2 separate regions of the Homo sapiens genome follow, and region 1 is linked to region 2. Evidence: chromatin loops called from intact Hi-C (ENCODE). Cell type or tissue: endothelial cell of umbilical vein. All regions are shown on one strand. Each heading gives the region's core, and the rest is flanking DNA. Links, peaks and the distances in the headings are about the cores only. Region 1 overlaps TMEM63C (transmembrane protein 63C). Region 2 holds the start of ZDHHC22 (zDHHC palmitoyltransferase 22).

Evidence for each region. Peaks named below come from ENCODE experiments on the same cell type or tissue, not always from the same donor. Only the 100,000 strongest peaks of a DNase experiment are listed, where the experiment ranks them.
Region 1: a loop joins it to region 2, with 5 times the contacts of the local background. A loop is called at or near these places in 32 of 110 quality-filtered maps.

Annotation. Positions count from the first base shown.
Region 1 is chr14:77,200,865-77,215,543 of GRCh38, forward strand. It overlaps TMEM63C (transmembrane protein 63C), which reads left to right. Exons shown (of 24, transcript NM_020431.4): 2 at 12,582-12,644. Among named protein-coding and RNA genes, the nearest start is that of TMEM63C, 26 kb to the left of the region's middle. RefSeq lists an enhancer at 12,452-12,681. In endothelial cell of umbilical vein, for the core only: no CTCF peak of the experiment used is centred there; a DNase peak (open chromatin) is centred at 8,017.
Region 2 is chr14:77,133,870-77,148,548 of GRCh38, forward strand. ZDHHC22 (zDHHC palmitoyltransferase 22) reads right to left here and starts at 7,922. Exons shown (of 3, transcript NM_174976.2): 1 at 7,734-7,922; 2 at 5,344-5,883; 3 at 1-79. The coding sequence starts at 5,869. RefSeq lists enhancers at 1-418, 5,626-6,175, 6,313-6,876, 6,877-7,440, 7,535-8,036. In endothelial cell of umbilical vein, for the core only: CTCF peaks have their summits at 5,955 and 7,364; a DNase peak (open chromatin) is centred at 7,422; H3K4me3 peaks cover 1,174 bases; H3K27me3 peaks cover 4,113 bases.

The DNA of each region.
Region 1 (14,679 bases), core at 4,137-12,136, 68 kb after region 2:
TAGTTCCCCTCTTGGTGGTGATGTGAGGACACAGGTGCTCTCGTGCTTCCAGAGTCTTAGCACAGCAGCTGGCAGGTAATAAGTGCTCAGTTAAAGTGATCTAGTGCTGTTTGTCTTTTTTTTTTTTTTTTTTTTGGTAACAGTTTAATAAAGTGTTCATAAAATGTTCCCAATAGGCTGGCTAAGAGCAAGGTAGCAGATAGAAAACCAAGTGGGAAACGTTTTGTGGCCACACCCACAGCAAAAGAGAAGCTATCCATCTTCTAAGAGTTGCCTTGGCTGGCACCTCCTCCAGGCAGCCTTTGTGGATTCTCCAGGACTGAGGCAGGAGCTCCTCCTCTGTGCTCCCAGTACTCCTTGAACAGAGCTCCAGAGTGCAGCTATGCGGTCTTGTTATGGTCTTCTTAGGGGTCTGTGTACCCACTAGAGCCTTGTGTCTTGCCTGTAGGCACCTTGAGTTCAGGGAACAGAGTCTGGACTGTAATTTGCTGAATAAATTATTTTGTGAATGACAGGTGGGAGAGACAGTGAGACGGAAAGAATCAGCTTGAGGCTGCCTTTTCCAGGGCCTATCCTGAAAACACGAGGCTGCCCACACCAAAGTCTGGGGGTCAGATGAGGGAGCTGAAAGAGGAGCCTCCCTCTCCTGTTCTATGGTCTAGGATAGTGATTCTCAGTGTGAGGTCCCTGGCCCAGCGGCATCAGCATCCTTCAGGGACTTGTTGGAGACAGAGATTCTCAGGCGCTACCCAAGACCTGTTGTGGCAGAAACCCTGGGGCAGGGCCCAGCGATCTGTGATGTAACAAGCCCTGCTGCTGATTGTGACCCACCAAAGTGTGAGACCCATTGCTGTAATGTTTCAAGGGTGTGCGTTCACTTTCCCATAAACTAACACCAAAGAGGAGAGGAAGTAGAGTGTCTCTGGGAGTAGCGGGGGCGGTTTCTTCTCTGCTGAAGGCTTCCAAGAAGGCCCTGGGGCTGGGCCCCCAGGACATGGCTCCTACTGGACCCCCACTCCTGAGGCTGAGATCATTGCACTGACAGGGCAGGTGTGATGGGGACACTTGAGATGCCCCTGCCCTCTCCCAGGTGGCCCTAGACCAGACAGGACGCTGCTCCCACCTGCTCTTGAGTCCATTCCATCCCCACTGCCATTGCCCAGCATCCCTTCTAGGTGCTCCCTGCAGCAGGGGCCCCAGGGCAGACTTCTGGAATGACACAACTAAGGGAGACCCTGGAGATCATTGGCTAAAAACACATAAATTCACACAAGCGCCAAAACACACAAGTGTATACAACTCAACATGCACACATATGAACACATAAATATGCATGCAACCCAAAACACAAGCATCTAAAACCCAAACTATAATCACAAACACATTCCTAAGCACAACCAAATACCCCTCAAAACATACTCAGATACACACACACACACACACACACAAACACATTGACAGACACACCTCAAAACACACAAGCACCAATGCATAGACCCACTGTATTGGCTTCCCAGGGCCCTGCAACAAATTACCACAAACTGTGTGGTTCTGAACAACAGAAAGTTATTCTCTTCCAGTCCTGGAGGCCAGAAGTCTGAAATCAAGGTGTCAGCAGGGCCGTGCTCCCTCTGCAGGACCTAGGGGAGCATCCTTACTTGCCTCTTCCTAGTTCCTGGGGGTTGTCAGCAGTTCTTGGCATTCCTTGACTTGCAGCTGTCTCATTCCAGTCTCTCCCTTTGTCTTCTCATGGCCTTCATCTAAGGACACCAGTCGTTGGATTCAGGGGCCACCCTCATCATGTATGACCTCATTTTAACAAATTACATCTGCAAAGACTCTATTTCCAAACAAGGTCACATTCCATGCTTCCACGTGGACATGCATTTTGGGAGGATACTGTTCAACCCAGTAGCGCTGCACATCCCAAACACATAGCTACAGAGGCAGACAGGCAGGCGCACACACACACACACACACACACACACACACACACACACACGCACACACACCCCTCTACCTGGCACATGGAACTGAGCTCCTGAGAGGAGAGAGAGTCCCTAAGTGTCAGAGCTATCCACTCCTCCTCTCTGGGTGTCCAGCACTGAGAAGCCCACATCCTTATTACAACACTTACCCAGTGATGCTGCTTTTCAGTTTGGTTTTGTTGTTTTGTTTTGTTCAAAACGGTTAGGTATGCATATAGTACAAAATTCAAAAAGCAATAAAGACGCTGGGCGTGGTGGCTTATCCCTGTAATCCCAGCACTTTGGGAGGCCGAGGTGGGTGAATCACCTGAGGTCAGGAGTTAGAGACCAGCCCGGCCAACATAGTGAAACCCTGTCTCTACTAAAAATACAAAAATTAGCCGGCCGGGCATGGTGGTGGGCGCCTGTAGTCCCAGCTAATCAGGAGGCTGAGGCAGGAGAATCACTTGAACCCGGGGGGTGGAGATTGCAGTGAGCCAAGATCCTGCCACTTCACTCCAGCCTGGGCAAAAGAGCGAAACTCCATCTTGAAAAAAAAAAAAAAAAAAACAATAAAGAGAACAGAGTGAAAGGTAAGTCTTCCTCGCCACCTAGTTCCCTACCCAGAAGACAAGCACTGGCAACAGTTTCTTGTGCATCCTTCTAGAGGAAATGGAGACACACAGGAGGCAGCATTCTCCATGTGCCGTCTGCATCTTGCTTTTCCTGCCTGGCCATGCACCCATTGTTCTTTATTCTGGCTACTTTCACACCACTTGGATCTCCTCCACCTGACTGTGTGCTTGCTGAGGACAGGCCATATGTAATGGATCCCTGCCTCTTCAGCACCTAGCTCGGGGCTGGCCCAGAGCAGGTGTTCAGTGCAGGGTGGCTCTATCTAGACAGTAATAAATTGTCAACAGCTGGTTGGATCTGAGTGTGACTGGCTGCAGAGCTTTGGTTGATCAGAGCCCACCCTGGCAGCAGCAGGAGGTGGGGTGTGATGGCCCCAGTAGGCTGCTCCTGCTGGTAGGCACCTCCCCATTGGCAGCCTCCAACCCGGCTCTAGCTGGAGCTGACTCTGGGGTCAGAGCCTCTGCTGCTATATCCCTATGGCTGCTTCACCTCCTTCTCCTCCTTCCTGCCCCCTCCAGACTCCTGCAGAGGAAGCAGTCAGGGGAGAGGCTGGAGGGAGAACCATGCTGGCTGCCTGCCGGCATCTTAGCCCAGGGGCCCTGCAAAACAGGAGCTGAGCTGAGCCATTGCCCAGCCTTGCTGGCTGAAGACTTAGTGGGGACTTGTTACCACGGAGACAAGAATTGCAGCAATAACTCAGGGTCAAACTGGATCCCTCAGCTTCACCCAGTTGTGGTGAATGTATTTGCTCCACAACACTCAAATATGAGATGCGCCACATTTTTTTTTTAAATCAAAACAGAAACAGATGCCTCAGTCTGAGATTTTGCCATGATAGGCTTTGAGCAAAGCCCTAGGGGGAGACAGAGGTGGGCAAGGGCTGCTCAGCCCCCTGAGACTGGAAACCCAGGGAAATGCTCACCAGCAGCTCCCTTTGTCCCTCTGTGGAAGGAGGGCTTAAGTTAGATGATTTGTAAGATCTCCTCCAGCCAAAACACTCTCATCACGGGGGCCAAATGAGTCCTACCCCAACCCACTGCCAATCTTTCCTTTCTTCTGCAAATATTTGTAAAGCACTCAACCCTATCCAGCACAGCAGAGGAAATAATCAGCAAACACAGCCAAGGGCTCTGTTGTCAAGGAGCTTCCCTTTGCGGGGAGGTGTGGGGAGTCAGCCGTCTGCTACGTCATCCCGTAAACAACATCGAATGTACTAGGTACAACAAGGAAAATTATACTTAACTTTATTGAGCCATTGCAATGTGCTAGGCACTGCTCTAATGTTTCATGTGAGTTGGCTCTATTAAACCTCACATCTACCCAATAAGTAGGTGCTATTAACATCTCCATTTTACAGACAAGGAAACTGAGGCATAGGGAGGTTAAGAAGCTTGCCCAAAGACATGGGGCTAGTAAGTAGCAGAGGCAGAACTTGGGCCCAGAGAGTCTAGTACTAGAAATCCACATTTGCTGCATACATGATGCCTGCCTCCCAAGATGCTCAGAGGCACAGGACTTGGGGAGCTGGGCCTGGCCTGAGCTCTTCCCTAAGGAAGCAAAAATGGAGCTGAGATTAACCAGGGGGAGAATGAATCAAGTAATGGGAGAGAGAACCTTCCAGGTGGTGGGACTGGCATATGCAAAGGCCCTGTGGCAGGAGGGAAGGTGGCATGCTCCAGGAACTGAGGGAACAACCTAGGAGGCTGGAGATGGAAGTGAGGGGGAAGTTTGACATGATGAAGCCAGAACACTAGGCAGGGCCCCACACCCAGGCCTTGCTGGCCAAGTTAAGGAGAGCGAAGAAAGCCCTTCTAGCTGATTCCATCACAGCCTGGTCCAGGAGGCCTCCCCAGGCACTGCAGATTGGGTTCGGTTCATCTGTGAGCCCTTCTCACACTGCGTTATCACTGCCTTTCAGCCAAGGCCTTTCTCATTCACCTAGAATGAGCTTGAGGAGGGGAGGAACACATCTCATCCTCTTTAGCAACCCCTATCCAGTAGAGAACTCAGGAAAGAATAAGTGAGAACAGTAGGATGGAAGGGAGGGTGAGATCAGCAAGACCAGGGGGTGTACCCAGAAGGCTCCCTGAAGAAAGCAGAGTTGAACTGGGCCTTGCCAATGGAGCATTCCCGTTGGGGGAGGATCAAGGTCCTCCACAGAGGGGAGGAATGGAGGGGGCAGAGACAACCAAGGCCTTTGATGGGCAAGGGGCCTTCCATCGGCTGGAGCTGAGATTCCTCGTGGGGAGCTGGGGGAGGTGAGACTGGAGGGGCTCCTGGGGCCAAGAGGGCCTCCCCTGGTCCCAGCCTCTGCCCAGGAGCAGGCCAGGAGCAGAGAGCTCAGATGTCAAAAGGAGCAGGGAGCTGTGCAGAAGCTCGGGCCTTGGCTTTAGATCTCCACCCCTGCTGTTCAGCTGCTAGCTGTATGACCCTGGGCAGGCTACACACCCACTCTGGGCCTCAGCATCCTCATTTGTAAATGGGGACAGTTGCCACCTCTTCTCTGGCAGGACTGTTGGGGGCCAGGTGAGATGACTTTGTAAACATACTTTGTCACCTGGAGGAGAGTGCACATAGGCCCTCCGTCAGGCTCAGAGGTAATCCAGAGGCCAGGCCCATTCAGGACCCCGCCCCCTACCTCCTGGAGGCTACCATTTCTCTTTTGTTCTCTTCCCTATAGGAGTCTAGGTTTAGACCACCCCAAAAAATGACTAGAGGGGCCTCAGTAGCTACCATCTTCCACTGATCCATTGAGGGGGTGGGGAGGTGGGAGGGGCAGGGCAGGGGGCTGGGGAGGCTGCCCCTGCCTGCCCTAGTGAGAGCTGTGCCAGGGAGGCCTCCAAGTCCTCTTCCTGATCTCTGCCCCTGGGACTTGATGCTGTAGTCAGCACAGTACCACTGCTGTCAGGAGGAGCCACTGACCTGGGGTGGAGCAGGGAGGGAGGCTTGCCTCTGGCTTTCAGGCAGACGCCCAGGGACCTGGTGGCCACTTTGGCTTCGATGATGCACCACCTTGGCTTCTTGATCTGCCTGCCCATGGCCCAGCCAGGCCCTGACAGGGGAGAGAGAGGAGATGGCATTGGATTCAGGCTTTGATTCTTCTTTCTGAGTAGGCAGCCTGCACAGGAACCACTGGGCTGCATGTCACTGTGAGAGCTCAGTCCCTCCACCCTCTCCTCCCCATCAACAAGTCTGAGTGGGAGCTGATCAGAATGAGGGCATTTGAGGAAGGGAAGAGGGATTTGATGCAGGAGGAAAGCTTGATTACATGGATATCTGTCAATCTCAAGCCTTCCTTTTAATATATGATCTTTTTCTAATTAGAAGCAACAATACATGTTCATATTAAATAGTTTTTCAAACTCAGAAAAAAATGTTAAGGACTGTTAAAAGAATGTGATATAATTTTAGTTTTTTTCTTTTATTTTTTTTTAGAATCCAGATCATTTCATTTAACAGCATTGTATCCTGCTGTTTTTATTTCCTATTTTACCTTTTTAACACAGGCATGAAGTCACCTGTCCTCCTCCCCGTGTCTCCCTGAGTCACTGCCCAGCTCCCAGGGGCCTGGGTGACTGTGACAGCCCCACAGCTGCCTCTGCCTTCTGTCTCCAGCACCCCCTGGGCACCATCATGGCTGCTCACTTACTCAGGGGCATAGGCAGAAAGCCATGGGTTGGGGTCCAGGGTCTGGAGGACAAGGAAAAGAAACTTCCTGGCAAGGAGAGGCATCTCTGTGGGGGTCCCAGAGGTGAGATGGATGGGGTGGGGAAGCCAACACACTCAGCTTCCAGCCTGAGTCCAAGTGGCCACCTTCTCCCCTGATGGCGTCCCAACTCCATCTGCCACCCACAGAGGTGTTAAGAGGATAAGTTTCTTAACCTCTCTGGGCCTGAAATTCCTCATTCATAAGATGGGATAAAAATAGAAGCTGCCTGGTCCTTCTCTTTAGCTGAGAGTCCCTTAGATGTAGTACAGATGTGGGAGGCCATCCTCCTGTACCCCAGAAATACAGTCCTCCTGGAATTGGGCAAAGCTGCTCTGTTCCTTCAAAGGCTTGTGCCTTCGGAGGCTGCGTGATGTAGTGGAGGCAGACACTTAGATTCTAATCCTGCCTTTGTCTCTCTCCAGCTGTGTAACTTTAGGCCAGTTACTTAACCTCTCTGAGCCTCAGTTTCTGTACGTGTAAGATGGGGATACTGACTCTTACTTCTTAGGCTGCTACCTCTCATGTTGCTTGTGAGGAATAAACGATGTTCAGTGGGATAGCCATAAGAAGGCCTGGCCCATCACAAATGCCCATGTCCTTTCCTGCCCCTTTCTTCTCCTGAGGCCCCCTCAGGGGCTACACCCATAGGAGCCTGGAGTGTGGTTCCAGTATTCTCTATCAGCCTTTCCTTTTTTCAGTGTACTTCTGTCTTGAGCCTAGCAGCTTCATTCCTGCTTGTTGGAATCAGCGTTCTCTGCCTCGAGGGTGGCACATAGCAAAGTGATCAGGAGGGGGCTGTGGAACCAGCCCCCCAGCTCAGGCCCTAACTTCACGGTACTAACTCCCTGATCTGGGCAAGTCTTTTAACCTCTCTGGGCCTGAAATTCCTCATTCATAAGATGGGATAATAATAGAACCTGCCTGGTCTTTGTACAGGAAACAAAAAACACTCTAGGAATCTTAAGCAAAACCAGGACTGGGACATGATGCTGTAGTCAGCTTGATTCATACAGGGAATCGCAGGGTCTCGAAATCACTGGAAGAATTAGAAGCTGGGTCTTCAGAACAGAGCAGAACTGTCCCTCCAGACAAATTACTCCTCACCCAGTCAGGAGGGCCATTACTGGAGCCACAGAGTTCACGTCCTTTCACCTGCTATCTAGGGATGAGAAAACTGCTGCAGCTTTTGCCACAATTGCCTCTCACACCACCCCCTCCCTGGGAGCCAGAGACTGGGCATTGAACTTCCTGCAGAGAATCCCTTCCTGTCCTCGGCATGGCTTGTCAGCAGAACACGGCCTGAGCACCAGGGAGATCGCCTCCTCCTCCCTCTCCTCCCTTCAGCCTTGTAAATCTATCTCCAGCATGTCTAATTGAAGAGCTCTAATCTGTATCCAGAACCCCAGCTGCAAGGGAGTGTTGGAAATGTACCTTTTAACTTTCCAGCTTCTGCAATATAGGAAGGCACAGAGGTGGGAATGGATGCTGAGGGTATCAACCGTGTCCCATATGCAACCTGATAGGTTTAACCCAGTCGACACCTGAAGAGACTTGGCACAGGGCCTGGCATATAGAACTCACTCAATAAGTGTTAGCTGTTATTCTTATTCTTGGGCTGGGGCAGCAGCGAGAATTGCCTGGCCCTGCCCACGAGCCCTGGCAGAGAGCAGCAGAAGCAGAAATGCCTTTGCCCAGCATGGTGCTGTCCATGGTGCTGAGAGCCCAGCTGGACCCAGCCAGGGGCAGCGGGATCATTGCTCTGCTTGCATCGTGGGCCCAATGGAAGGTGGAACTGCAATCCTCTCACCCCATGCTGAGGCTTCAGGAGTGACTGCAGCGGAGGGACGTTTGGGGACCTCTCGGGGAAGGCTGGCTTCGATCCTATGAAGAGGACAGCAAAAGCAACAACTTAGTTTGTGGCACAGTTTACAGAAAGAGTCTCCATGCACTATGCCCTTTAACTAACACTCATAATCACCCTGGTATAGGCAGGACAGATATGATCTTTAAGAAAAAACTGAATAGCAAGAGGTTAACTAGCAGCTGATAAACAATAGAGCCAGATTCACACCCAGTCTCCTTACCTGCAGCTGTATGCTCCCTCCACTCCCTGCAGCGACTGCTGGAGGGAAACTTGGTAGCCAATGTGCGCTATGTGGGGGCAAAAATTTGGGATTCATGTACTCTGTGCACTGTGCAAATGTGTACAAACCACCTACATTTTATTCTTTCCTACCCTTGAGTGTGTCTCTGGGTAAAGGGCCTTCTGTCTCTCATTGAGGCCTACTACGTGATGGTCTTTGGGAGAACCATGAAAAGTATAAGAGAAAGATATGGTCCCTACTATCAAAGAGCCCATGGATTTGTTGGTAAGCTGGCTGCTCACGTGCATGGGAAAATGAGAGGATGGTCCCAGGCAGTGGTTGCAAGGCCAGCTGTGTAAAGAGGGTGGGAACAAGGTTCAGACAGGGCTGGTAATCTGAAAGAGGGTTCAGAGGAGTACAATATAAGCTGGACTCAGGGGCTTTAAATGCTGATGAGACCAAGGCTCACCCAAGTCCAGGAGGAAGTGGCTCAAGCTGTGTAGGGGTGGGGCAAGCAACTCTGAATAAGGGGGCTAGTGGGGCAGAACAGAGGGTACCATGAGGAAGTAGCCAGGCCAGTGGCCTCTAGGGTAATGGGAGGAATACCAGAGCCTGGAACTTCCAGTGAAGAGGTGGTGTGGGCCTCTGTAGATCTTCAGCCAACTCTCCACAGATTCGGGACCAGCTGGGGGTGGGGGCAGAGATTGCATGGGAGGAGAATATAAGGACCAGCCTCACGAACTGCCACACTGTGACATGGTTTAAGAGGCACTGAGGTATCATCCTTTATCCCCAAATCTCTCCACCCTCTCTCCTTATTTAGGAGGAGTGACAAAACTTTTTGGATCATCAAGAACTCCTTCTCTAGGTGCAAATAACCCTGGAAATCTCAGTCTGGTGCTTTTATGTCTTGGCTGCACACAATAATTGGAGATTCTCATGCTTAATGTCTGGGGTGGAACATGAGTATCTAGATGTACTAAACACTGTCTAGGTGATTCCAGTGACCCCCTCCCAGGCTAAGGAGTCACTGAAAGCACTGAGTGGGGAGCCAAAAACCCCCAGTTCTATCCCCAATCCACCACTTTCCCCAGCCTTAAGCAAATCTCCATGTCTGCTGGAGACTCAGTTTCTCCATATGTAAAGCTGAGCAAACCACTCTTTGTTGTGAAGAGTTGAGGAGTTTGAGGATGGTATGGGGCAGGGAAGGGCTTACTGATATTTAGGGAAAGATTTATGGCCAGCAGACATGTCAGTGGTGAAGGACGTGAACCAGAGCCCTTCATTCCAGTGACACACCCTTCCTCTCCCCACACTTCCTCCAATAGTAACCAGCCCCCTAGCCATGAGAGTAAACCTCACTGAGAGGGGGTCCCTCCGTGAGAAGGGGCAAGGGGTGGTGGGGGCAGGGCAGGAGACCTGGAGAAGAAGGAAGAAGGGGAGGTGGGAGTGGATGCCCATGACCAGGAATCCCAGCTTGTTTGTTTAAGTCCAGAACCATGGGAGATAATCTTACCTGTTGTTAACAAAAAGATGATTAATTATTGAAGCTACTGAGAAGGCTAAATGGCAAGGGGGCAGGGTGGGAGCTGTGGCTTTGTGCACTCTGGGGGTCATGGGGTTGGAGAGAAGGTGGGGGTGGCTCCCCAGCCATAGCACCTTTTCCTAGGGCATGGCTTGTGGCTATAGTGATTCTCTAATCCAAACCAAAACACATGTCCTATGGACCAGTTCCTGAGAACTCATGGGGATGGTGGAGCAGACTGGGCCCTGGGCTGTGCTGGGAAATGCAGGCGTAGTGGCTGCAGATCCAGCCTGGGTTCCTGGCTCAGCCCACTCTGCTCTCCGCTGCATCACCCTAAAGGCTAGGGAAGCTGCTGTCCCTGGACTAAAGTTTGAGCAAGGTCATCCCCTTCCTCTGCCCCCTGCTCAGCATGTCCAGAGCAGCAGAGGCTCAGGGGCCAGCAAAGCAGAGGGTTACAAATGGTCTGGCTTCAGGGCCAGCTCTGCCATTCACTAGCACCGTGACCTCGGGCCAGTTAACTTCTCTGGGCCATGACCTTGAGCCAGTTGTTTAACCTCTCTAGGCCTTAATTTTCTCTTGCATTTAGGGATGGTTCTCATACCCTAGGGTACTTATGAGAATTAAATGAGCTAGTACTTAAATAGAAAATATTTAGCTCATATTACTTGCTCTGTAAACGTTAGCTATTAATAAAATTTGTCCCTCCCTGGGCCCTCCTGGACCATCCTAACTCTGGGGTCATCCCTGAGATTTGGCTTTGGCCTTGAGATGTCTAACTCATCTGGAAGGGGAAGTGGGAAGCAAAGTGCTGGCCTTGTTAGTTAGGGCAGCAGTGGATAAAACCAGGCTAGGTCTGGAGGCCTGGGAGTGAGCAGTAGGATGGGGCAGACAGAAAGGCAAAGCTAGCCCTTTTTGAAGCCTTTGCCCAGTTGCCAAAGACAACTTTGCCCAAGCCTAGAACAGCTGAGCTGCCAGCTTTTGGCATAGGAACCCAGGATGGAGGAGAAATGGGACAGGAAGAGGGCCACACACTCTCCCATCAGATAAGATATGCAGCTAGGAGGGGCCCTGAAACCCTGACTCACCAACCAGAATTCACATCATCTCCCACTGCCCCTCCTTGGCCCACAAAGCAAGGCTGACATTTATTTTTTATGCACAGGAAGGACAGAAACAACCACCACCTACCAGCTGCAGTCTGTGGGATAGTGGATGGACCTTTCCATCCTCACATCTCTCCTCTTGCCTGCCCCAGAACAGAGAGGCTGGAAGGAGGAGTGTAGGGACTGTGCAGTCTGGGCCCCTCACCACAGCCTTACAAATAAGCTGAGGAGGAGGAGGATGGCAGCGCTGGCGAATTAAGCAGTCATATTTCTCAAGCACTGTGCAAATGGATTTATGTGAATTATCTTACTTCCCCTTTGCAATAACCCTGTGAGGCAATACTGTTATTATACCCATTTTCCAGATATGGGAACTGAGGCTGAGACAGATGAAGTCACTGCCCCTGGTCACACAGCTAGCAAAGGTGGGTCTGGGATTAAGTCCAGTCAGTGGCTTCAGAGAGCCTGATCCTTCCCATTGCCCCAGACAGCCTTTGTCCTATACTGTGAAAGTGATGTCTAAACAGATGAGTTCTTTGATGCCCCCGCTACGCCCTGCTGGGCTGGTGGCCCTGCTGTGTTTTCTGTTGACATCCTAGAGTTTCTAGCTTCATTCTTTCCAGTGCTGGTGCTTTAGTCTCCAGTAAGCCAAAATCTGGATTTTCTGCCTGTCTTCTTCACACCCAAGAGCTAGCTCTCCCTCCAGAAAGAAGTATGGTCCAGGGAGGGTGAAGGGATGCAGAGAAAAGGCTTGGTGCTGCTTTAGGTTTCCATGGCAACAGCCTCCCTCATTACTGCCTCTGCTTGCTGCCTGGGAAAGCTGAGGAGGGTGGTGAGGTGGGAGAGGGTGAGGATCTTGTCTCCTTTCTTTTCCTCCCTCACTGCCCTGCAGGTTGAGCAGCCAGGTTGAGCTGAAAGCCTGCACCTGACCAACCTGCTGGATGGAATTCCCCACCTCCTGCCCAACTCCAAGCTTAGTGGCTGGGGCCTTGTAACTAGGGGTCCTCCCAGGCAGAAGGGCCACCTGGTCCAAGCCGCCCAACAGCAGTCCTCTCCCTAACCCCAAAGGCTGGGATGTGAACTCCCTAGAGAGGACCTCATGTTTGTACTTCCAGGGGAAATAGATACTCAATGAATTCTTGTTGAATGAATGAATGAATGAACCAATAGTGGTCTATTCTACACTGTAGCCACTGCCATTCATTTTCATTTCCTCAAAACGTTATATTCAGCCTTCCCTCTAGGTCTTTGCCAACACGGGTGCCTCTGCCCACGCTTGCCCATTGCACAGGACTAACTCCTACACCCCTTTCACATCTCAGCTTGGAGGTCACTTTGTCAAAATTCAAAACTTTTACACTTCAAAAGACACCATCAAGACAATTAAAAGAAAAGCAATAGGCCAGGGGGAAACTATTTGCAAAGCAGAGCTCTGATAAAGGACGTGCATTTGAGCATAAAGATGACCAAAGGGGCCCTGAAGGAGGGTGCTGCCAGCAAGGGAGTTCCTGGGTCTGTAAGTCTTGTGGTCTCTCCACCGCGTGTGTTCTTTTGCAGCAGCCCCGTAGCTGGGTGGAGCCTCCGGGCCTGACGTGGACCTTCACTGGAGAAGTGACTCAGGTGGGAAAAGTCTCCCCGGGCCTCTCCACCTGCAGGATCGCCTTCCTACACCTTCCCCCGCCCGCTTCCTTCGCGCGGGCTCCTCCCAATGACCACCAGCAGAACTGCAGCCTCCTGCCTTAGCTGACCTGGAGCCCGAGGTAGCTCAGATGCCAGCTCCTTCCTCCAAGAGACCCTAGAAATGCCATTGGCTGCTACTCTGATGCTCTGGCAGAAGGCATGCCGTTGAAGTGTACTGTGTTCGATGTAAACTATTATGAGTTTGCATCTGGCTAAACGTGCTAGTGAGTTAATTAGCCACCTGGGGTAGAAACAAGAAAACTATGGGTGGCCTAGGCAGAGCTCGATGGAGCAGGAATTAGGGGAACTGAGAAAGACAGGCAAGAGACTCCCGGATCCTGCTAGATGCTAATCTAGAGGGTGGGAGTGGGAGGAGTTTTGTGCACCCCTTCTGTTTCCAGGACTACTCTCAGGCCCTCCATCGCAGGTTCTGGGAGTGAGCACAAGCAGCCCAGACTCCCAGGCCACCTCCTGTCCCCTGCTTCAATCCCTTTACCTTCATTCCTTCTCCATCCCCATCTCTCAGCCCTCCCCAACTCCTGAAACCTTTCCATGGTGCCCCCTGGATCTCCATTCTTCATTTTGCAAATATTTATGTGATGCTCCTTGTGTTCCAGGCATTGTTCTACAAGATGAACACATCCTAACACTCCTCTTAAGAGCCCTGTGAAGTGGGTACTAATGGCTGTTGCCATTTCCACTTTACAGAGGAGTAAAGTGAGGCATGGGGACTGTAAGTGCCTTGCTCAAGGTCACCCGATGAGCGATGAGTGAGCGTTGGAGCTGAGATTCAGTGGCACGGAACCTGTAATCCCCAGAAGCATCCCCAGCTCCTCGGTCTCCTCACCCTCCGACTGGGAGACTCCCCAGTCCAGCTTCCCTTTCCACCCTCTCAGAGGGTGGTTCCTGCTTCCCCTCCAACACCACTGGCCTGGGGATGGAGACGTGTCTTTCTTGTTCCCCTTGGCAACATTGAGACTCTTCCTCCCTGCTTTCTAGAGCCCCCTGTCTTGGACCCACAGGTGTCAACCTAGACATCTTGCTGCCCATCGTTGTTAGTCATCAAGGAGTCCCCCAGGCCACTCTCCCCTTCCCCCCTCACTGTCTCCCCAGTTTTTTTCCTGTCTTCATTCTTGCTGATGTCAATGTCCACATCTCCACAAAGATGATCCTTCTGATACTCAGCCGCTCGCTCCCACGGTCATGTCCTAGACCCGATCACCACCGATAGCCGGAATCTCTTTCATTTCAGCACCAAACATCCCACTTTCAGCATGCCACTCCCTCTGCTCTACACTTACTAGCCGTCCACAATTCTTCTACCTCCCCTTGGAACTCCAGTAGCTTTCCCTGGTCCTCACCCATCTTGCATCTTATTTCTCTCCTGGCTCAAATTCCACAGCAAATCATTACAATTATTCACCTGCTACACCCTCAACCCTCTTGTGTTATGCTCATACTTGCTGGGGGGAAGCCTCTACCCCTACTAAGTCTTCCACACCTGCAACCATACAGGTGAATCCAGCACAGCAAGTCTGGCTGCTCTCGTCAATTCAAGATCATGAGCCTCCACAGGCCCCATTGTTGCCTGGCAATCCTGCTCCATTTCCGTAATCCATCCTCTCTTATTCCCCTAGACTTCTATTTCTACCTTTTTTTCCTGTCACCAAACATCCAACATCCGCCCACCACCACCACCTCACACTGGGCTGAGACCTCATTCCTTCTTTTACTGAGAAACCTGAAGCAAGGCTGGGCATGGGGGCTCGCACCTGTAATCCCAGCACTTTGGGAGGCCGAGGTGGGTGGGTCACCTGAGGTCAGGAGTTTGAGACCAGCCTGGCCAACATGGTGAAACCCCATTTCTACTAAAAATACAAAATTTAGCCAAGTGTAGTGGTGGGCACCTGTAGTCCGAGCTACTCAGGAGGCTGAGGTAGCAGAATTGCTTGAACCCTGGAGGCAGAGGTTGCAG
Region 2 (14,679 bases), core at 2,773-10,772:
AAGCCGGCGCAGGCCAGGCCGATGGCGAACCAGAGGTAGAGCATGAGGATGACGAACATTTCAGAACCCAGGACAGCTCCTGCAGGGCACGGGGAGGGGAAACACCAGAGCCGCTTTACACCCAGGCCACCGGCATAACTGCGATCTAGGCAGGCTTTCCACCGGGAGGGAGGGAGATTAATGAGATTGACGCTACATTTTGTAGCAACCTCAGCGCTGCAGCTGCAGTGAGGGAGAGGAAGGAAGAACCAGCTGCCCTAACTTTTTCTTGGCGCGGATGGCACCTGAGGCAAGAGGGGAAGACTGGAGACATGGCAGAGAAGAGAGCTAAGTTTGATGAGCTTAGCAAGGACAGCCCTCAGCTCCTGGGGCAGCACCTGGCCGCTGATAACATTTCTGTAGAGTAGGAGATGCCTGTCTCTCTCTGCTTTCTCCTTTTGGGCTAGAAGCAGGGTGAAGGGGTTTTGCTCAGGAGGAGAGAGGGGTGAGCTGGGGACCCTAAAGAGGGAGCAGGTGCCTGGGCAGCTGTCTAGTCCACAGCACCTTCTCCCTACTGTTCTGGGAACGCTGGTTGAGAGGACTCAGGAAAATGACAGCATGATGGAGATCTGGGAAGAATAAGTCACGAGCTTAGTCTGAAGAGCAGCCCAGAACACCAACGTAGAGAATAATTCAGTCATTAATGTTAACAAGAGGACAGTGTGGCCACCACCGCATTCCACCAGAGCTGGTTCTGTCAATCAAAGCTTGCTAGAAGAGGCCCCCAAGGTCATCAGCCCTGTGTCGTGGGGCAGGATCTCCCCAGAATCCCTCTAAACCAAGCACTTCCTATTACTGGTTTGAAATAACCACTGAGTAAGAGCTCCCACACTCTTCCTCAGAGTTTGGGTGGCTGGTCCATGCTAGGTTTGAATCTCCCAGCTGTGTGGACTGGCACAAGTGTCCCAACCTCTCAGTTGCAGCTCGTTCATCTGTACAATGGGTATAATAACACTAACGATTTCATACAGCTGCATGTTTCAAGAAAATGATGTACAGAGTGGTCAGCATTCCGGTTCACACTCAGAGCGGTGCTCCCAGCAGAGGGTCATTTTACAGAGCAGGAGACTACATCCAAAATGAGTTCAACTCCTGAAACTATCAAGCTTTTTCCTTCTCCTTTTCAGGGCTTAGAGTCCTGGCTGGGCTGCAACTTTGGCAGCTGTGGCAAAGACACTTACCTTGACCTACCCAGCAGCCAGGGCACTGGACCCTGGAGTTAATTCGAAAGTATTCCTTAGCCTTTGGTTCCCTGTAGGGCAACCCTATCACCTCCTCTGGTGGGGGGGGGGCACCTCCTCTAAGGACTCCACCTTACAACCTATTCTGCCCTTGAAAATCTCAACCATATTTTGCCCTTTCCCTAGCCTTCTCTTGCCCCAGCCCACCTCTTCCCAAGTCTCTCCAACCTCCAATTTCCAAAGCCCTGTCAACTGGGCTTTCAACACTTGTCCAGTATGAGCAGTGGTGGACTCAGCAGCCATGGAGGATGTGGATCTGATTTAGATTCTCTCATTAGCAGCCTCCTCTTGTCCTCATCCCTAGGAGCTTGGATAGCTGTATTATTTTTTTTTTTTTTTACAAAGCTGGGGACAGATAGGCCCAGCTGCCATTTACAGCAGCCCCTCCACTGGCACAGGGGCAGCAGTGGGACAGGGCTCACATTGGGCTGTGCCATCCCCTGACCCACTTCTTCCATGTCGGCACAGATTAGCTTGGGCAGCCATGTGGGGGATGGAGGATCCCAGGTCCATGGTGCTCTTTGGCGTGAGGAATGCTGACAGGCAAAGGTGGCCCTCAAGCTGGGATGTGAGAACATCAGAGCTGTCAAGCTTGGGCCTGCCTTGCAACACTGCCCCAGGAACAAGCCTGGGTGGATGGAAGCCATTTCCCACAGGGTTTTTTCCTGGCACTAAATCAAGGCATGAGAAAAAGAACTTGCGGCCTTTTCTTGGCCCCATGCAGCAGCTACAAAAGGCTATTCTGGGGACCTGCTTTCTCTAAAAGTGTTTGAAGTTACCTAGCCTGGCTGCTTCAGCTCCTCTTAACTATTTAATAATAGTTCTGCCTCTTTTTAAAAATCACAGAATTTTCCTAATGAGCCTAAAAGGACACATCAGTCAATCTCCCCTGCCCCTTCCTCCCAACAGGCATCTATAACACCTTTGACAAATAATCACCCAGCATACTTTTTAATACATCCAAGGACAAGTAGCTGCCTCCCTTCCAAAGTGGCTCATTCGAGAAGCAGCTTCAGAGAGGCAGCCCCCAAGAGGCAGTATGGTGGGTGGAAAGAGTATGAGCTTTGGAGGCTAGAAGCCCCAACTCCAAATCTTGGTTTGGAATCGTACCAGCTGTGTGGTGTTGGTGCAACTTAACCTTGCTGAGTCTTTGGTTTCTGAGCCTTAAAAATGGACATGATAATATGGACTTGTCAAGAGGAATGGGTGAAATGTGACATGCATAGTGGGTGGTACATAATAGGTGCTCAATGAACATTAGTCCCCTTTCCCTCTTACTGGACTTTCTGGTAGCACCCATCATGCTGGTGTACTTACCCAAATGCCAAGATACAGGTCAGATGGTGGCATCTCCATTTCCCAGATAAGAATAAGGTTCAGAGAGGTGACACAGCAACCTGTACTGGTCCCACAAAGCCAAAAGAAAGGGTAACTTCTGAAACCTAACTAGCTAGCCGCCTCCCTCTCTGGATCAGCTGAGGGCCTGTGGTTGGCCGCCACCTTCACACTAGAAGACCCCTCCCACTTTTAGCTCTCAAGGCCCAAACTCACAGCCATCCATGCTCTGGTGACAGATCTGACTCAGATCTGTACCACAGTTGGGGACAGCTCAATTTCTTTCTTTCTTTTTTTCTTGAGACAGGGTCTTGCTCTGTAGCCCAGGCTGGATAGAGTGCAGTGGCATGATCATAGCTCACTGCAGCCTCAAACTCTTGGGCTCAAGCAATTCTCTCACCTCAGCCTCCTGAGTAGCTGGGAAAACAGGCACATGCCACTATGCCTGGCTAGTGTATTTATTTATTTTTTATTTTTGTAGCAACGGAGTCTCACCATCTTGCCCAGGCTGATCTTGAACTCAATTTCTATTAAACAACCCATGCTTCTTACTCTTTTCTGTCCACCTGTCCTCCTGTGCAGATGAGAGAGGGTGCTACCAACTGTTCGGATTGAGGGTTGGGGAACAAGAGGAATGGGAAAGGGAAAGCCAAACAGGTGGGGTGTATGTCATGGGAGGGAAAGAAAGGAAGGTCCTCAAGAGGAAAGATGAAAGGTCACAAAAGATGAGATAGGAGAGTTGGAGGTAAGAAGTCTTGCTCGCCTGTTTCCAGTGGATATGGTGAGGAAGTGAAAGACACTGGAACTCATGCTGGCACAGGAGTCTGGGCCCCAAGGTGGGCACTCACTGGCTCTGTTCTCCCATCAGATCAAACCTAGCACATATGGACAGGCCTCAAGCCCAGATTTATCTCAAATCAAACCATTTCAAGGTCTTCCTTCTGGAACCATCCATTTTTACGGTTGGCGAAACTACTTGGAAAAGAAAGTATAAGCAGGCTTGTTGGCTCTCTTCATCCCTCCACCTGCCTGTGCTCACACTCCACCCACTAGCCCACCCACCCACCCTCCCCCGTCCTGGTTATTTTGGTCCCGGCAGCCTCCTGTGCCAGTGCTGGGATCCAGAAGGCCTGAAAGCTGTGAGTTCTGGACCCAGCTCAGCCACCAGCCCTGAAGGCAGCCCCCGTAGCTGGGTCCCCCCTGTATCTCTGTGTTCCCACTGCCAAATGGCATGATAGTTCTATGCCTGGGAAGAACTGGGCTGTAGCCACCACAAAGACTGAAATGATGGCTTCCCCCAGAGTAGAGCAGAATTTTTATGAATGTTCAGCCCAGGCACCTCAAAACAATCTTGGGCTTTCAGAGGAAGTAGCTGCCCTCTGCCTTTCTTTGCTCCTAGAAGGCCAACAGGTGAGGAAGCATGTTCTATTCCCTGAGCCACTGCAGAAGAGCTGTGGATTAAGGACCTGAGAGGCAGACCAGAGACTGCCACTCAGTAGCAGGAAGACACTGGGCAAGCCACTTAGTCCCGTCTGAGTCTCGGTTTCATCATCTGAGAAATGGAGATAGCAATGCTATACATGCACACTCAAGCACGTAGACACTACTGATTGTGGAAGCTAAGCCATTCAGAGTCAAAGGCCAGGGTAGGGAGGAAGTGGAAGGAAACGCAGTAGGAGCCAGTCTCAAGGCCAAATAAAGTGGTAAGAACTGCCACCAGGAGCTGAGTCCTTCTAGGGCCAGGTATCAGGTAGTGGTCCTTGGTGCATACTAGTTAAAGTGCAGTCCTCAGCCAGGCGCAGTGGCTCACATCTGTAAATCCCAGCACTTTGGGAGGCCAAGGTGGGCGGATCACTTTAGGTCAAGAGTTCAAGGCCCGCCTGGCCAACACAGTAAAACACCATCTCTACTAAAAATACAAAAATTAGTGTGGCGTGGTGGCACGCACCTGTAATCCCAGCTACTCGGGAGGTTGAGGCAAGAGAATCACTTGAACCTGGGAGGTAGAGGTTACAGTAAGCAGAGATTGCTTTCACCACTGCGCTTCAGCCTGTGTGATGGAGTGAGACTCTGTCTTAAAAAAAAAAAACAAAAAACCTGCCTCTCCCACCCACGTTCCCTCTGCTCTGAGCCATCAGCAGGCTGGAGAACAGGCTGGTGAGGTCAAACATAATAGGCAGGAGGACAGAGCTTAGCCTCCTGCTGGGCTGGGCTGGCAACAAGTTCAATATTACTGCAATTGGTTGGTGAGACCTCTGGAGAGCAGAGTCCTTGGGTGACATGTAAGCAGAACTGGGGACCAGGCAGAGGAATGTCATAGCATGGTTGTACCTCATGGGGCTACATGGAGGAATGGCCAGCACCTAGTCCTGCCTGGCACAGAGCAGGTGTATTACCTGGATGCCACAACTCTGTGAGCATATGGACAGCATGATGGATGAGAATGATGGGGGCAAGGGGGGATGTTACCAATAAAATACAGCATGTCCGCTTAATTTGCATTTCAGATAGCCAATAGCAAATTTTCTCAGTGTATCTCATACAATATCTGGGACATAATTATACTAAAAAATTATGAGTTGTTTATCTGAAATTTTAATTTAGCGGGACGGTCTGTATTTTTATTTGCTAAATCTGGCAACTTTTGGGGTTGGGGTTTGGGGCCCGGCAACCTTTGGGGTGGGAGGTCTTTGTGTAGAGCCCAACCTGCCCGCCAAGGCCCACTCACCGGAGAAGAACTGGCTGATGGAGGTGGGCAGGAGCGTGAGGAAGGCCAAGGGGTGGGCGAAGGAGATGGAAAGGACAGCGGAGATGTAGGCCACGCCGGCCACCATGGAGTAGAGGCAGGCCAGGGAGGTGTAGAGGCAGAACAGGACGAAGTTGCGCATGTTCCTGCTGCCGATGCAGTTGCCGGTGAAGAAACAGTGATGGTCGTGCCTCAGGGTGACTCTGGCGCACACTCGGCAGAAGTGGGTGCTAGGTGAGGGGCATGGAGTCTTCCTGGCCGAGGCCCCCTGGCAGGCCCCCAGGTCGTCTGGGGAGTTCTGGATGACAAGGACGTAATTGCCCAGGGCGTTGGCCGAGAGGAATAGGAAGAGCGCCCCGTGGAGCAGGGCGGGCGAGAAGAGCCGGGCGGCCGCGGGGTCCTCGCGCATGCTGGGCAGGAAGAGGAAGAGCTGCAGCACGAAGGTCACCAGGGAGATGCACAAGAAGTAGGCGGGGGCCACCACGTTGAGCAGCCGCAGGGCCAGCATCCTCGATTACATTCCTGCGGGGCCCGGGGTGAGAAGAGGACTGACTGACTACGGCGTCCAGGGGGCGCCCTCGCCCGCTCCTCCGTGCCGCGCGTCTGGGGCACTGCACGCGACTCCACGCCCCCAACCCCCTGTCCCGCGGATTTCCCCTCCCCAGTTCCCTAACCCCGGATCAGGCAGGCCAGAGACCCGAGCCCGCAGCGGCCTCGGGTCTAGGCCCCACCTGGGGGTGAGTGTTGCCTGGGGTTTTGAGCGAGCTCGGCGCCTTGGCGCGGCAGAGTCTGGCACAGGAGGGAGGGACTCGTTTGCAGTCTTTAGGAGTTGTGAGGGTGGGGGGCACCGGGGGATAGGACTCCTCCCCTCTGTGGATGTGGAAACAAGCCCAGGTTTGGGATTTCTGGTTCAGACCTCCCTAGGAGGAGAAAGGGAAGGATTTGGGGTCGGGGGCAGGAGAATCAGCGGCACTTGACCTGCTGGAAATCCTGCTTCACACTCCCCTTTCTCCGTCCCTGCGTCCCCACCCACACACACATCTTGGGCAGCACTCAGGGACCTCACCAGGTTACCCAAGGCTCTTTGGAGGTATGTGTGCGTGAGGGACCACGATGTGTGTGTGTGTGTCCTTGTCTGTGACTCTGTACGTGTAATCTGTGTGCGCTTGAGTATCTGTATTTGTGTATGTATATATCTGCGTGTACAGACACGCAGCCTCTGCTATCTAGCTTTAAAAAAATCAATTGAAACAATCGATACACTCACACTCGCTCTCGGGCACCGGGTGAGGTGGGGGCGCAACCAGAATACCTGTGTCAGCGGGTCCTGGCCAGCACATCTCTCCAACGCTGGCTGCCCGGGCTATTTCTTTGCGAAGAGCGTTTTCATTTGAGGCGAAATTAAAATCCCCCCTTCGCGCCCGCCTCCCGCCCTCCTGCTGAGAGAAACCCAAACAACCCTCATGGCGCCGAAATCCTTTCCATGCCGACAAGCCCGCCCTGGGCGCACGAGTGGATGCTTGGCCAGCCTTTCCTGGGATCGACCCCGCCGCCGTGCTCAGCCCTCACCACGTCCCCATCCCACCCCACGCCTCACAGCCGGGGTTCCTGGCCAGCTTCGGAAGCCACCGAGAAATAGGATTCCGTGCGCCCGAGAGAACTTTTCCAGGGGCTAAGGAATCGGCCAGCCGGAGGCGCGAGAAAAGTTCTGGGAAGGCGGTTGCACCTAGGATGGGTGGATGCCACGGGGCCTCCGTCCAGGCTGTCCCGTCCGCACGGGTCGACTGGTCACCTTGGAATCCCCTTTGCAGGTCCCAGCGCCCCCCGGGAACCCGCAGCCTCCGCGGAGAGCGTGGGCCTCTCCCTACCGCTGGGGCGCAGCGCAGTGCACGCCTGAGGGTGGTCGCCGGGGGCTGGGCACGCCCCCAGTCCTGCGCCGCCGGGGGCTGCGGCGGTGCTGCCCACCCCAGAGAGCCCTCGGCCTGGGGCTCCGGCGAAGCAAGTGCCTTCCCGGCGCCGGTCGCCAGGGGGGCGCGGGAGCAGCCAGATGCGCCGCAGCGCTGGGAAGGCGGCGAAGGACAGGGGCTAGGGGAGTGAGGGGCGCTCGGCAGGCAGCCTCAGCCCTGGCCCTGCGCGGGAGAAGGGACAGCAGAGACCGCCCGTGGGGCCCCGGGGTGTAGGGAGCTGTCCGTTCAGCCCTGGCGCCCGCCTCGCCCGCGGCAGAGGGCGGCACAGCCGGAGCCTTGGAAAGACCGGCAGCGCCGGCAGCCGCGGGCTTCTCGGCCACTGCCTCCCGGACGCACGGGAAGCCGCCCCCCGCGCCGCCGCCGCCGCACTGCCGCCGTCGCAGAGGGGTGAGGAAATCAACTCACCGAGCTCTGGTCGCCGACAAGAGGAGCCCCGGACGCCGGCTCTCGCCCTGCCCGAGGCTGCAAAGTTGTGGACTCGGCCCGGCTGGCTCGCAGCCTGCGCTTCGCTTCGGGAACTGGGCAAGTAGCGGGGATGTGGGGAGGAGGGAGCGGGCAGCTGCTGGCTTCCCACTTGGGCGCCAGCGAGTAAGGGCCAGGAAGCGGCGGGGATGGCAGCTGGGCACCCCCCAGCCCCGCCACCCCTCCCTCCGCTCCTGGGGGCGGTGCTCTGGCCGCCAGTCTCAGCATCGTGGACTTGCCCCCTCCTCCCCTCTCGATTCCCCTTGAGCGGGCTGGGGCGCCCTGCCTGGTTTCAGCGCCCGTTCCAGCTGGGAGATTGGGATTCAGCCCTGATGTGGATTCTCCAGCCATCATCCTGCCCTTCCCTCTCGGCTAGGTCCCACGACCTTCCCTGCTCTCCACTCGGACTGAAGGAACCCTGGGGGCTTGAGAGGTCAGCTTGCCAGGGCAACACCCATGAAGATCAGCGTCATCTCCTCGGAAGGGCTGTGTACAGAGGGTTGGGAGTTGGGACTCTGGAGCCTGTCTACCTGGGTTTGAATATTCACCATTCACTACTGTGAGATCTCAGATTCCAGTTTCTTCGTCTGTAAATTCCAGTGTGATCTTAGATTCCAGTTTCCTCATCTGTGAAATAGAGATATGAGGGTTAAATGACAATCTATGTAAAACCCTTAAACAGGGCCTGCCCAGGGCAAGCACTGCTTGATTAGATCATAATTAGACACTACTTATCGGGCCCCTACTAGGTAGCAGGCATTGTGCTAAGCCTTTAGCATAAGATGCTTCCTTAATCCTCTCAGCCTGATCTGTGAAGCTGGCTGAGCCCCATTCTGGAGATGAGGAGGTTGAAGCTCAGAGAAGCTAAGTCTCATGTCTAAGGTCATACAGCCATTAAGTGACAGAGCCTGGACTTGAACCTGGTTCTAGCATTAATGCTCCTGCACTCAGCCTCTACACAGCCCAGCATCACCCTGGGACCCACGGGCAGCTCTGATTTGAGAGAAGGAAAGACAATGGGAGTTTATCCAGACACAGAGCTTGAACTTGGAGCTTCTTCTTTGAGCCTCACCCCCACCTTCTTATTTCTATTTCCTTCCCCTTCCAGGGCTCCGCTATTCTAAGGTGGGTACTGTGATGCGCCAAGAGGGTAGTGACACCAATGTGTATCAAACAGTGGGGGGTGGGGGGAGCAGAGCCTTAAAAACATCAAACACTGCAGGAATATTGGTGCCATCACCATCCTCAATTTCCTGGGTGTCGCAGCTCACCTACCTGCCCTGTTCCTCTCCTCTCGGTGATGGCATACTTAATAAATAAACATTTATTGCTTTCTCAACTGGCTGATTAAAACAAGAGCAATCCCTTGAAATGAGGGCCATATGCTGATCAGCTCAGCCTCTATTCTTGAATAACCACACACTGTTTCCTCTGTAATTTATCAGCATACATCAAAATAAAAAAGAGGCCAGGAAACCTTTTCACATTCTAAAAGGATCTGACATGTAAGTGAAAGAACAGTATATGCCACATGGTGGCCGTGAGCAGCTGGTAGCCTTGTGAGTTCCAGTGGCCACAGGACAGACATGGGGAGGCACACATGGCCCTTTTCCCTTCAGAGCAGCTTTGTCTCATAATCGTGGCCGTCTGGGCCCCTTTTCACAAGCTCTGTCTGCCTCTCACATGGGCTTGGCAGGGAGGGAGGCTGGCTGGGGTGCTTGGGTTTGGGTATACTGACTGAAGATCTCCATTCCCCAAATACCTTGTGAGTCGGGTGGTATTTCTAATTTTATTTTGCATATGGGTGTGAGGTGGGAAGGTGTGTGTCTGAATCTGTGTGTATGAGGAAAGGGAAAGAGAGAAAGAAGCTAAGCGAACGTGGGAAGATGTTAGTGGGGGAAGGGAGTATTCAGTCAGGAAAAGGAGATCTGGTCGTGGAAACACAAATGGACAAGGACGATTATTTATTTAGAAATATCGTTTATCAACAGAAAAGGACATTACAGCTTCAGATCTAAAGCTAGTGGTTCCTCAGCTCCCCTTAAGGAATGGAGTGAAGGGAAGCACGGCAAATGTCATTTTGTTTTTCTAAAACTTATGCTTATCCCTGACAAAATCAATAGGGAGGCAAAATCAATATGAAAACTTCACTTGGATTCTGGCCCTATGAGAGTCAAGCAGACTAAGAATGAGCATTTTATTGCCATTTACCAGCTGTGTGACCATGAGCTGCTAGTCATTTAACCTCTCTGCTCTCAGTATTCTCATCGGTAAAATGGGAATAAGAATGCTGCTGTTATTTGTGGTGATGATGATCAAATGGGATCATGTAATTTAAGCACCTTAGCGTCTCCCACATCTTTAGGGCTCCTCTTTTCAACCACAGGACTCTCTTCACTTTCCAACTAAAATGAGAGCTCCTTGCCTATGTTGGAAATGTTTTGGGGTTTCTTCCATATTTCCTAATAGGATGATTTGCCCAGAGTTGACACTGAGTAAAAGTCTCTTGATCGATGAATTGCTACTGGTCTGTCTGTGAAAGGAAGAGCTATATTCTGAGGTCTTTGAAATGTCTGGTGAGGGCCAGATGCATTGGCTCACACCTGTAATCCCAGCACTTTGGGAGGCTGAGGCAGGCAGATCACCTGAGGTCAGGAGTCCGAAACCATCCTGGCCAACATGGGGAAACCCCGTCCCTACTAAAAATATAAAAATTAGCCAGGCGTGGTGGCCAGTGCCTGTAATCCCAGCTACTCAAGAGGCTGAGACAGGAGAATCGCTTGAACCCAGGAGGCAGAGGTTGCTGTGACCCAAGACCATGCCATTGCACTCCAGCCTGGGTGACAGATCAAGACTCTGTCTCAAAGAGAAATATCTGCTGAGGACACATTTGCCATTGATCTTGCAACCTGCCACCACCCACCCTGACTCTAATCTCATCCTCCATAAACAGTGACAGAAATGATTTATAAACCACACTCTCCATTGCTCTTGCTGTAGATTCCTATAGTTAAGCCATAACTGTACCTGCAGGCAGTCCCATGGGGACAGGGGCACAGATAAGCATCTCATTGCTGTCCAGCCCTTTCCTGGAGATATGCGCCCTCAATCTTGCTATTTGGTGGTGTTATTTGAATAAAATGAATTCCCTTTCAAGTGGAAATTATTCCACTTTGCTTCAGAGTGTTGTATTACAAGGAGAGAAATCCATGTAGCAAGCAGCTTCTGCCTTGAGTGAGTAACCCCGCCTCCATGTCTGTCAGGCCTATAATGCCCCAAATGTTTTGGATGGAGACTATTCCAAGATGCAAGGAGCTGCACCTAAGAAGGCTGGTGGTGGTTTTCTTTCATTCTTATGCTCTTATTTCAGATAGATCAAGGTGAAGATAGGCTTGGGTCAGGATGCTCTTTAGCGCTGACAGCAGATCATAGCCAGGGATAACCACAGAGTGTTTCCCAAGCCTGGGAAGGCTTACAAAGATGCCATCCCTGCCTGCCCAGATTTGGAAAACATGCAAGTGTAATCTTCATTTTAGCCAACTAAATACATGAAAATTGGATTATCACAGAGTTTCTATTTGGAGGTGGTAATTTACTTTGCTAACTATGTCTTCATTTTAACAACGATAACATTACTTTGATGTAATAAAGTGCTTTGCAGGCTACAAAGTCATCCACAAAATTAAAATTTCATCCCATGAATCTCTCTCAACAGCACAAACTAGCTGGGGTGAGAATTATCAAACCCATTTTCCTTATGGGGAAACTGAGGTTCAGAGATTTGCTGCATGTTAATTTGCAAGGCTTGACTATGTTTGATTTGAAATATGATTTAATATGCAAAACATATCTCATCGATATTTAACTTTTCTGGAACATGTCAGTTGCATAAAGGAAGCAGGTATGTAACATACTCCCCCAGAGTAACAGACCTGAAGGATCTCCCTTTACCTAAAACTGCTGTGCTCTGCACTCTGCATCCTGTCTACTCTGCTTTGTCTTCAACAACTTTTATCACCACTTGACAGGTATATATTTGTCTGTTTACTGTCTGTCTCTCCCCACTGAATTCTCAACTCCGTGAGAGTAGGATTTGAACTGCTTTATTCACTGCTATATCCCAAGTGCCTATAACAGTGTCTGGCACATAGTAGTAGGTGCTCAGTAAACATTGGTTGAATGAATAAATATAATATGCATAAACTTGTAAGCCTGCAGCACATTAATCAAATGCCCTCAGGCACTCTGCTGTTTGTCGTGCTGGAGGGGGTGTGTGTGATTAGGGGCAGGTATGCTCAGCCTCCAAGCTCACATGTCAAGGTAGAAACTACAGGTCTGGGTGACAAGTAAACCCAGTGGTCTCCCAGGTGATTGGTGCATCAGGGTGGAAATCTTGGGTTAGCTTGGGAGAGCCTCTTTTGCAGTATCCAGGCTGTGGAAGAATGAACCAATGGGCTCTTTCACCAATTAGCCATGGTTTCCAGGGACCGTTTAGGCAGTCCTGGTAGGGACGCCTGTGCCTGTGGACAAGCGAGTACCCAGCCCTGTGGAAGCGGTGGCAGCAAGATTAACTGGCCCTTTCATCTCAGAGCACGCAGGAGGCAGAGGGAGGAGAAAGAGGGGGTATAGGGAGGAAGAAGAGGAGGGAGGGAGAGGGCAGAGAGGAGAAGAGAGAAAAGGAGACAGGAAGGAGAAGAAAGGGGGGTAGTGAGAGAGTGCTCATTTATCTGTCTGACACACCAAGTTTATGTCTTCATGATGGAGGAGGCTCGGGAGGAGCAGGGCAAAATCAGCTGTCTCCATCGAGAGCCCTGCAATGCCAGGTGTCCAGGTTGGGAGGGAATGAGGCAGAAGGTGGACATCTCAATTACAGGAGGAGGGGAGTGAGACCAAGGGAGTGAGGTCCCTGCAGTGCCCTTGGCTGTTTGGAGACCTCTTAGATATGTCGTTACCGTCACAGAGCAGCAGGCAGCACAAACCTCACACTCCTGACCCCCTCTTTCTCCCTCCCCCTACCCCAGCAGAGATGGCCCAGGCTGCAGAAGAGAGGCAGTGTGGTGCGACCAAAAAAATCACAAGTTTTTGGTGTCTGTTGACCTGAGCTTGTCTCCCAGCTTTGCCATTCACCAGCTATGTGAACTTGAGCAAGTTCCTTAACTTCTCTGAGTCTCAGATTTGCTCTCCTTTAAATGAGGACTTTAACTAACCTGCAGTTTGTCATGAGCTTTTGTTTTGGGGGGTTTGTCATTTTGTTTTCTTTTGAGATAGAGTTTCACTCAGTCGCCCAGGCTGGAGTGCAATGGTGCAGTCTTGGCTCACTGCAACCTCCCCCTCCCGGGTTCAAGCGATTCTCCTGCCTCAGCCTCCCGGGTAGCTGGGATTACAGGTGCAGAATCAGCAAAAACAGGTCTGCAGTATGGGATAGAAATTTCAGATGGGACCAGAGGAGGAAAAAGGACTCCAAGAAGAAGGTCCAGAGAACATTCAGGGCACAGGTTCTGGGGTCAAAGGACCCTGGTTCAGGTTTCAGCTCCAACACTCACTGGTGCAGCCTTGAGCAAGCCAGCTAACTTCTCTGTGTCTCAGTGTCCTATTTATAAAAGAGTGTTAAGTACAGCTCTCGCCTGATAGGGTTGTTACATAGGTTAAACAAGATAACATCTGTAGAGCACTTAGAATAGTGGCTGGCATAGTAAACACTAAAGAAGTGAGAAGTTATGTAACGAACTGTGATTCGGTTCCATAGCATGTGATAGAAGCCCCAAGACAAAACTGGTTTAAACTAAGATGAAAGTCTATTTCACTGCCACGTAAACGAAGTTTAAGGGAGCCCCTCCAGGGTTGATGCAGAGGCTCCAAGGTTATGTGAGACCTAGACTCTATCTAGTTCCATCATCCTGAGCATGCTGCCTCATGGTCCAGAACAGCTGCTTCTATCCCAGCCATCATGCCCATATTCCAGCCAGCAAAAAGGAGAAAAGGAGAAAGAATAGCTCCCCTCTCTTTTTTTTTTTTTCCTGAGACAGAGTCTTGCTGTGTCACCCAGGCTGGAGTGCAGTGGCATGATCTCGGCTCACTGCAATGCTCACTGCAATCTCTGCCTCCCAAGTTCAAGTGATTTTCCTGCCTCAGCCTCCCAAGTATCTGGGAATACAGGCATGCGCCACCATGCCTGGCTGATTTTTGTATTTTTAGTAGAGACGGGGTTTCACCATGTTGGCCAGGCTGGTCTCGAACTCCTGGCCTCAAGTGATCCAACTGCCTTGGCCTCCCAAAGCGCCGGGATTACAGGCGTAAGCCACCACGCCCAGCATTTTTTTTTTTTTTTTTTTTTTTTGAGACAGGATCTCACTCTGTCACCCAGGCTGGAGTACAATGGTGTGATCATAGCTCACTGCAGCCTCAACCTCCTGGGCTCAAGCAGTCCTCCAGCCTCAGCCTCCAGAGTAGCTGGACTACAGATGTGCACTACCACACCCAGCTGATTTTTTTTTCAATTTCTTCTAGAGACGGGGTGGGGCAGATGCGGGGGGAGGGGGGTCTCACTATGTTGCCCAGGCTGGTCTCAAACTCCTGGCCTCAAGCAATACTCCTGCCTCAGCCTCCCAAAATGCTTGTATCACAGATACTGCATCCAACCACATCCCCGCCACCACCCCCCCCCCTTTTTTTTTTTTTTTTGAGACAGAGTCTCATTCTGTTACCCAGGCTGGAGTGCAGTCATGCAATCTGGGCTCACTGCAACCTCCACTTCCCAGGTTTAAGCGATTCTCCTGCCTCAGCCTCCTGAGTAGCAGGGATTACAGGCACACGCCACTATGCCTGGCTAATTTTTGTATTTTTAATAGAGATGGCGTTTCACCATGTTGGTCAGGCTGGTTTTGAACAC